3 separate regions of the Homo sapiens genome follow, and regions 1 and 2 are each linked to region 3. The links are chromatin contacts, found by Hi-C or POLR2A ChIA-PET in ENCODE. All regions are on one chromosome and are shown on one strand. Each heading gives the region's core, a stretch centred on a gene start or an enhancer-like site at or near the end of the contact. The rest is flanking DNA. Distances are from core to core; before and after follow the strand shown.

Evidence for each region. A loop is a pair of places that touch in the nucleus more often than their neighbours do. ChIA-PET counts read pairs that join two places held with the same protein, here RNA polymerase II (POLR2A). Pooled maps may share reads with other maps.
Region 1: a loop to region 3 is called in a pooled map, with 2.3 times the contacts of the local background. The contact joins two enhancer-like sites. A Hi-C loop is called at or near these places in 3 of 37 single-sample maps with no recorded cell type and 2 of 50 pooled maps. POLR2A ChIA-PET finds 5 or more read pairs at or near these places in 1 of 52 experiments (activated T-cell).
Region 2: a map of endothelial cell of umbilical vein shows a loop between it and region 3 (2.0-fold over the local background). The contact joins the promoter of ZC3H14 here to the enhancer-like site in region 3. A Hi-C loop is called at or near these places in 7 of 168 maps with a recorded cell type or tissue (A673, HepG2, MCF 10A and 4 more), 10 of 37 single-sample maps with no recorded cell type and 8 of 50 pooled maps. POLR2A ChIA-PET finds 5 or more read pairs at or near these places in 5 of 52 experiments (GM12878, IMR-90, K562 and 2 more).

The regions. Positions count from the first base shown.
Region 1 is chr14:88,666,533-88,669,232 of GRCh38, forward strand. The region is part of intron 21 of EML5 (EMAP like 5); the gene reads right to left. Among named protein-coding and RNA genes, the nearest start is that of ZC3H14, 100 kb to the left of the region's middle. RefSeq lists an enhancer at 1,863-2,042. Within about 2 kb of position 1,407, at least 6 of the 41 ENCODE cell types and tissues checked have a DNase peak (open chromatin) inside an H3K27ac peak, as active enhancers do.
Region 2 is chr14:88,561,723-88,564,428 of GRCh38, forward strand. It overlaps ZC3H14 (zinc finger CCCH-type containing 14), which reads left to right and starts at 1,315. Exons shown (of 17, transcript NM_024824.5): 1 at 1,315-1,447; 2 at 1,929-1,971. The coding sequence starts at 1,412. RefSeq lists a silencer at 1,104-1,813.
Region 3 is chr14:88,612,120-88,614,926 of GRCh38, forward strand. ZC3H14 (zinc finger CCCH-type containing 14) reads left to right here. Exons shown (of 17, transcript NM_024824.5): 17 at 1-2,807. It overlaps EML5 (EMAP like 5), which reads right to left. Exons shown (of 44, transcript NM_183387.3): 44 at 312-2,807. Among named protein-coding and RNA genes, the nearest start is that of ZC3H14, 50 kb to the left of the region's middle. Within about 2 kb of position 1,517, at least 6 of the 41 ENCODE cell types and tissues checked have a DNase peak (open chromatin) inside an H3K27ac peak, as active enhancers do; they include PC-3 and endothelial cell of umbilical vein, where a contact is called at or near this core.

The DNA.
Region 1 (2,700 bases), core at 157-2,656, 54 kb after region 3:
CTAAAATATTTTTAAAAATCTAATAGGCCATTATTAAAGGTAGGAAGATACATCTGTATATATACGTTTCAGAACCATATATGAAATGATATTTTTATTATTAATGATAAATTAATATCGTTCATTAATGTCATTAATGATGTTAACATTCGTAAAAATAAGGGTTAGTGCTGCATTGATAAACACAAAAAAGGGCTTACCCTAACAGCAAGGGTTGCAGCAAACATATTCAAAAGCCCTAAGGATTTTGGTATCTTGTATGAAATCTGATGAGGAAAGGACAGGGTATATACAGAATGAAAAGTTATAGCATAAGTTGAGAACAAGTAGTCATTTAATTATCAAGCATACATTGGAAATGAAGAAATCTAAGATGTGATTTCTCAGATTTGAGAGTCAAGAGATGATGATGACCTGGAGCTGGGTGGCAGCAGTGGAGGTGATAAGAGGAAGGATTTGGATATATTTCAAAGATAGAGCTGGCAGAACTTTGACCAACTGGATGTGGGGTGAAAGGCGTCAAGGGCATGGTTTTGCTTGAGTGGTGATGCCATTTACTGAGATGGGATAAACTAGAGGAGGAACCACCAGTGCTTAGTTCTGTACAAATTAAGTTAAAGATGCCTATGAGAAGTTCAAGTGAAGACATGAAGGAGACAATTTAATATATGAATCCTTTTCAGGAGCTGCATATAATGTTTGTTATATGTATATCTTTATTTGTGTATATTAACTATTTGACTTTTCTCTCCTTTTTCTCCTTCATATTTTATACAAGTTTGTTGGAGGTTAACTTTACAATTTTGTGTTAAAAGAATATTCCTTGTGTTAAAAGAATATAAGACCGTGACTAAATTTGAGAATAGCGTAGGTCTTCTCTCTTTAGGGGTGAGAACTACTTCACTTGTACCAAGGGTAGCTGCATCTCTTTGGGTAGAAACATAAGGTTAGTTCTGTGATTGTACTGAAGTTCAAATGTGTGTATAAAGGTTCATGTGGATCCTGACTAGCCAGAGGGGAAGACTGTGCTGGTTATTAATTTATTGCCTCTCAGTTCCAAATCTGCCACTTTGGGCCTCACAGACTTTTTTGCTAGCTTGCCAGTAGAGGGAGCTGGAGAGACACTACAAGGCCAAAACAGAAGTGACTCCCTTCCTCCAGTGTGCTGTTTTACTAACAGAGCCCGGGCACTGGCATGAAGGGGGCCTGATGGCATTCACCAGAGTGGCAGCCCCAACTGCCTCTTTCAGCAAGTTTCTCCACCATCACTGTAATGGCTCTAACAATTTAGCTGCAATTTGCGGACTTCAGGAAGATTCTCTGGCAGGAGTCCTCACAGTTCAATGATTTTGCCCTAGGTTAAGCTCTTCAAGCAGTGGTTCTGACCATTCAGCTCTGGCCTGCTGCCTCTGGCAAGCTTCTCCTTCACCAAGTGACTACTCTCACTGTTCCACTGAGGGCTGCACCCTCTGGCAAGCTTTTTCGCCACAAGCTCACTGAATGTTCTGGTGGCAGCCACACCATTTCCAAACAGGTCTGAATCACCTTTAACTTGTTCACTCTCCCTTAGTACTAGGGTTGCTGCTTTCTATGGTGGCTACCTCTAAGGCTTTTTCAGTAGGTAATCACTTTTTGCTAGTTAGCAATTCTTTTTATTAAATTCCCACTGTTCAAATAAGCCTTGTAGTCTCATCTTCTGACTGGACAGTGACCGACTGAATCTAAAGTGTGAGTGTACATATGAAAAGAAAAGTCCGGGGAGAAGCGCTGGAGCAGTCCTAAATGCAGAGTGCAGGAAGAAGAGATAGCACTAGCAAAGGAAACAGAAAAAGGGAGTCAGTGAAGTAGAGAGAAGAAACAGACACGCACGGGTTCCAGAGACAAGTGAATAAAGTATTTCAGAAAAAAAAAAGGGAATGATAAATTGTGTCACAAACTGCTGTGAGGTGAATACACTGAGAACCAGGAAGTGATCAACAGATTGGCAGCAGGTTAAATGGACAAGTAGGGAAAAAAGCCTAATTGGAGTGGGTTATGGAGCTACTGTCATGTGAACACACAGAGAAGGGCGCCTCAACTATTTTGAGGAGTTCTGCTACAAAAGAGGGAAGAGAAACAGAATAGTAGTGAGGTCAATTATCACAGTTCCCTGTTTTACTCAATGCTTATTCTGCTGGTTGGGTGCAGGCATAAAGCAGGTAGAAAGTTGAGTTTAAGGGAAGATTAATATAGTAAGTATCCTTTAAAATTCATAGCTGAGATCATTGAAAAATTAGAAACATTTTCTAGTTATCAAAATTAAAAGGGGAGCAGAAACCCAGAGCAAAAAAGCCACATTTGGAAGGGGAGGGGCCAAGAAAGCCAACTAGAAACAGCTGTGGTCAGAGGCTCCCACCAAGAAGACCGAAAACGGCAAGTGAATCCTGCACCAGCAACTGAGGTATCCAGGTTCTCTCATTGGGACTGACAAGGTGGTTGGCATGACCCATGGAGAGTGAGGAAAAGCAGGGTGGAGTGACAGCCCACCTGGGAGCTGCACAGGACAAGGGGAGCTCCTACTCCCAGCCAAGAGAGGCAGTGAGTGATTGTGCTATCCTGCCCGGGAAACCACACTTTTTCCATGGATCTGTGCAACTGGTGGATCAGGAGATCCCCTCCGTGAGCCCATGCCACCAGTTCCTTGAGTCCCAAGCATAGAGC
Region 2 (2,706 bases), core at 65-2,564, 51 kb before region 3:
CTCCCCTCTCGGCTTCCCAACTAGCTGAGACTAGAAGTGCATGCCACCACGCCCAGCTAATTTTTTGTACTTTTGAAGAGACATGTTTTTGCCATGTTGCCCAGGCTGGTCACGAACTCCTGGTCTCAAGTGATCCGCCAGCCTAAGCCTCCCAAACTGCTGGGATTACAGGCATGAGCCACCGCACTCAGCCAGAAATGAATTCTTGCTAACAACCTGAATGAGCCTGAACATAGATTCCTCCTCAGTCAAGCCTCCAGATGAGAATACAGCCTGCCTGACACGATTGTAGCCTTGTGAGACCCTGAGCAGAGGACCCAGTGAGGTTGACCCACGGAAACCATGAGATGATAAACGTTTGTGTTTTAAGCTGCTAAATTTGTGGTCATCTGTTATGCAGCAATGGATAACAGAGACCACTCTCAGGAATTAGTGGATATGAGGGAGAAAGGAGACCTCTCTGTGCTTCCTCTGTTTCCCAGGTTTTGTGATCAGGGATAGGGAGAATTCGGCTATTGATACAAATAGGGGAATCAACAGTAGTAACCTATTGAGTGGAGGAAGGGGAGATGAAGGCGACTTCTGTCTAAGCGCTGAGTTGGGAGAAAATAAGAGTAGTTACTTAGAATTTGGGAGTGGGGTTTGTGTGAGAATTCAAGGCTGATGGAAAATTCGGTCATTATCAGCACAGAGTTGACAACTTAAGTCCTAAGAACAAAAGTGTTGTCCCACGGAGGGTGTTCAGAGAAGCAGGAGGATGGGATTCGTCTCGGGGAGAGGCCACGGGTGGCCCTGGAAGAAGGAAGGCAGAACCAAACCCAGGAGGGCCAGTGTACTGCAGAGTCAAAGAGTTGACGGATTGGCTCTGTTGCTCTGGATAGTCCATTTTCCCTTCAAGGGTAATTGCAGTGCAACCTCTAATGGGCAGACTCCATTTTACAGGTAAGAAAAGTTGAAATACCTGGACCGATACCATACTGACAGTAAGTGAGGGCTGGATTTGAACTCGCGTCTCATATCACAGCCCAAGATCTTTCTGCTACACATTTAATTCATTCTTACCATCCAAGAGAGAATAAAATGAATAAGCGGAGGGCCAGCAGAGAGACTAACGAAAGGTCCCCGAGGTGCCCGGGAGGCGGAGCTGCAAGACCACCCGCACGCGCACGCCGCCGCCCTCCTTGCCTGAGCACAGGTTTCGCGGGTAGAAGGCGTGCGCAGGCGCGGACACGGGCGCATGCGCGTTCACTCCGGCGCGCAGTGCCGGCCGGGGCGGGGATACGCCGTGTGCGCGGCCGGGGGCGGAACGGAGGAGGAGGCGGTGGTGTCCCGGCTGCGGGGTAGGAGTCCGCGGCAGCCTCCGGGTAAGCCAAGCGCCGCGCAGTGCTGAGTTCCCGCACGCCGCAGAGCCATGGAGATCGGCACCGAGATCAGCCGCAAGATCCGGGTGAGGCCCGTGCCGGTCGGGGGTGGGAAGCCAGGTCTCGGCGAGCGGGCGGTTGTCAGGAGTAACGGGGACTGTGGGCCCGGGTGGACGCCGCGGCCTGGCCTCCGCTGGACGCTCCTGGCGGGCTGCGGCTCCTCCTCGTCCAGGCCGCCTCGGCCCTGGGGACATTTGCGGCCTCGGAGCGTGGCTGCGGCTGAAGTAGCCGCCGGGAAATGGAAGGACAGGCGCAGGCCCGGCTGGAGCCACCACCGCGGCGCACGGCGCCGCTTTGGATCCGCTGCGGGAGGTGGGCGCCGCGGGGCTGGGGCTGGAGCTGGAGTGGGGTGCGGGGTGGGGGGCGGTGCAGGCGAGGCTCCTCCCAGCCCCCGCCCGGGGGATCCGAGGTGCGCGCACCAGCAAAGTGGCCTCAGCCGCTGCAGAGTCCGGTCTTGTTTTCCTAGAGCCGCCTTTCTCACATGCACGTTTGCTCTTTTTCTCTCAGAGTGCCATTAAGGGGAAATTACAAGAATTAGGAGCTTATGTTGGTAAGTGTTTTTTTGGTTGTTAGTCTTACAGAATTTAGAGTTTGCAGCTAATAGAATTTTAGTGAATGCGTATTTCTCACCGTACTTTGGACATTGGGAGAGACTCCCTTCTACCTTCTTCAAATCTTATACTCCCTGGTTACTTCTTTATCATCTTTTTGCAACCTTGTTTTTTTTCTCCCAAACCTCCTTCTGTTATGGTGTTTTGAAATTTAGTTTCCTCCGTTAAGGCTCTGTTTGACCGAATTTTATTTTATGTTTTTCCTATTCTCTCTCTCTCTCATTTTAAATTCTAGGGACGGGTCTCGCTACGTTGCCCAGGCTGGTCTTAACTCCTGGGCTCAAGCAATTATCTGACCTTAGCCTCCCTAGGTGCTGGGAGTGCGGGGATTACTGGTGTGAGCCACCATGCCTGTTTAAAGTTTCCTATTCTTGTTACTTTCCTCTTGACATTTGTTTTTAGAACTCTGATGTTGGATGTGAATGTTTGATGCTTTCTGGCATTTGCTTCTGTAATGGTTCAGTGAGTTTTATTTTCCGATCTCTTTATGTTTTCCCTCTCTCTCTGAAACAGTAAGGCTTTTTCCGTCTCTTTATTCTTTTATAATTTGAGTGTTTACTCTGGGTCAGGTACTGTGCTTAACTATTGTATATGTATTAACTCAGGATAATCCCTACGAGAATCCTGGAAGGTAAGTGGCAGTATCTTTGACTGTGTAAACAAGGAAACTGAGG
Region 3 (2,807 bases), core at 267-2,766:
GATGCAGTGAGGCAGTTGTCATTATTCTAAAAATTGTACTACTTTCACTTTTCCCAAAGATTATATAATGTTCATAATCCACCATGAAAACAGCATTGGCCAAAGGTACTGAGGCTGCTTAAAATATTCAATTCTGCTTTTTAATTTTTAAGTGAATTTAGTTTGAAAAGCATGATTATACAGGCCTCTCAGGCTGAGTGCTACTTTGGTAAAGTTCCCAGTTTTCCTGCCTTCTGTGACAGGATGAATGAGGTGGGTATGGACAGTGGAGGCAGCTGGAATGGCAAGTGCAGAAAATAGGAACAGTTCTATACAGTGCTCTCATTTACTAATAACATAATGCCTTCTAAATAATTTTTTTGGGAAACTACATTATCACAAAATTATACAAATTTTTTTACAAGTATTTACATACTGTATCTGAAAACAGACTTTAAAGTCACAAGATTATAAATGTACATATATATTCTCACATTCTGAAAAATAACATTCTCAGAATCCACAGAAAATATACTTAGTTACTACTGAAGATAATTTTTGAAATGTAAAAATTAGATTTAAATAGTATATTTTAAATGACAGAACTATAATTACAGAGATCAGATCAGATAGGTAAACTGCAAGATAGATAGGATGAAACTTTTGGCCTACTGTATTACTTACAGAGTTTTTTTGTGTGTGGTTTTTAAAACTGTTAAGGCAAGAAGTGTCAAATGCTTTAGAGTTAAATAACAGATCACTGATTTCAAAGACTTGGTGTATAGTGTTAAAAATTAAAGCTTAAAAGGTGGTTAGAAAAGTGGATTAATGCAAAAGGGGTAATAAAGACTGCAACATTCTCAGGACCAAATTAAACTGCTAAAAAAAAAAAAAAAGTTCATTGACTTGCTTAGTCGTATACTCAAATGATGATAAACCTACATGTGCAAAGGCTCACGTTTAAGATTGTCAAGCCAGCAGTCTACTGTTGTGTTGCCATTGCTTTTCCATTGGGAGAAGAAAGAATTAACCAGTCATTAAACCATTTGGTAAGTTGCACTTTGCTGTGCTGATCCCACAGGAAAGGCTTGAAACACGAGAAGCAGCAAAGACAGAGCACACAAGTGCATAAGGCTGTTGTCTTCGGCTTGGGTGAAATGACAGTTCCTCTTCATTCTAAAGGTTTACTCCATTGAATTTAAGGCATTTGTTCATTCCAGTGTTGAGATGCTTTGCATCTCTGCAGAAGAAATTTATTTTAAATTGTTTAAATATCTGGAAATACTTTTAGCTATCATTTATAAAGATAGTTTTGTTCTCAGTTTCACTATAAATTATAGAACAAATGGGAAACAAGGGTTTAATTTAGTTCAGCCATTTTACAAGGAAATAATAAAATACTAAAATCTGATTGTTTTTTGCTATTTAATAGCCACTGCCCAGACACATATTTAAGAGTTTAATCTTTCAGTTGCTATGGCTTATGAACAAGCTAAGGTTGACCATAAAACATTTGTTGGATGACGTGGTTTAAAATGATCACCACAAAAAGGGACCACAAAAAAAGGAAGGAAATGAGCATGGTTGGCGATTGGAAGCAAGGGTACCAGAGGGCACAGTGTGCTTTGGCATGCATTTTATACATAAAATGAATGGAACAAAAGGTGCCAGAAGTCCCAGGTTACACAATCAGGAGCTTAGATACTGCACACAAAAATAATTATCTGGGTTAAAAAAGTAAACATAGGGCAGATTCTATATGGCCTATCATGTTTCTTCACCTTCCCCTCGTTGCTGGCTGATACAGCGAGGTGGTCAGCTGATGACTACTTAGTCAATATGACCTTTAGTCGTGAAACTGACAGCAGCAGTGATTAAGGCTGACTTAATCAGGTTGGCCACTTTGAAGGACAGAAATGCAGTGGAAACAGTTTTATTCTATGTAGTTTACATGCTTAAGGTTACAGAGTTTCTACCTGCACTGTAATGGAAATATAATTTCTCTGTAGCCAAAAGCTGGCAAACTTGACCCAGAGGGAAAATTTAAAACTGCAGCAGGCTCAAATGTAGAGTATTTTTCTTTTTATGGGCAGGTTGTTCAGGGATTTTTTTCCTCCTTTAATTTATTGACTGACTGTAAATACATGAGTAGAAACTTAATAGTCATGTATTTCAAAATTTGGCTTAATTTAGGAGAATCCACTGATGAACAAGTACCAACTTACGTTTCAAGCTTCTTAGCCCCATAATCAGTCCTTCAGCCACAGCTATTTAGAGCTTTAAAACTACCAGGTTCAATCACTGGTTATGCTTTCTGTGATGTAATTTAGTCATTTCTATTTTTAGTATTAACCAAGTATTAGACACAGAAAATAGGTATTAAGAATCTTCATATATCCTGTCAGACCAAATGGGATTCCAGGAACCTAAAGCGATCTATTATGCTATAAAGATAATTAACACATTAAAAACTCATAGGGTCAATACAGCATCTTAAACCTCACACTTAGAAAAATATATTTTTAAATAGCAGTCTACATAATTTTCAATCTTCAGGAAACTACAGATAGGCTAGACAGCGAATTCCTGAATGATGAGTAGTGATCTTTGGCAGCATTTAAAGTGAAAAGAAATAAGGATCTAAGAATTCAGCCCTAATCCACTAAAAAAAGGAATTCTAACTGACAAGTTTTTACAAATGGAGTTGGGCTCATTCATTTTGGAAATAAACCTATGGAGTGGCACACATCTAAACAAATTTTCCCAATAGAAAAAAGGCTATAAAAATTTTATTCCAAGAGTGATTAAATTGTATAATGTTGTATATG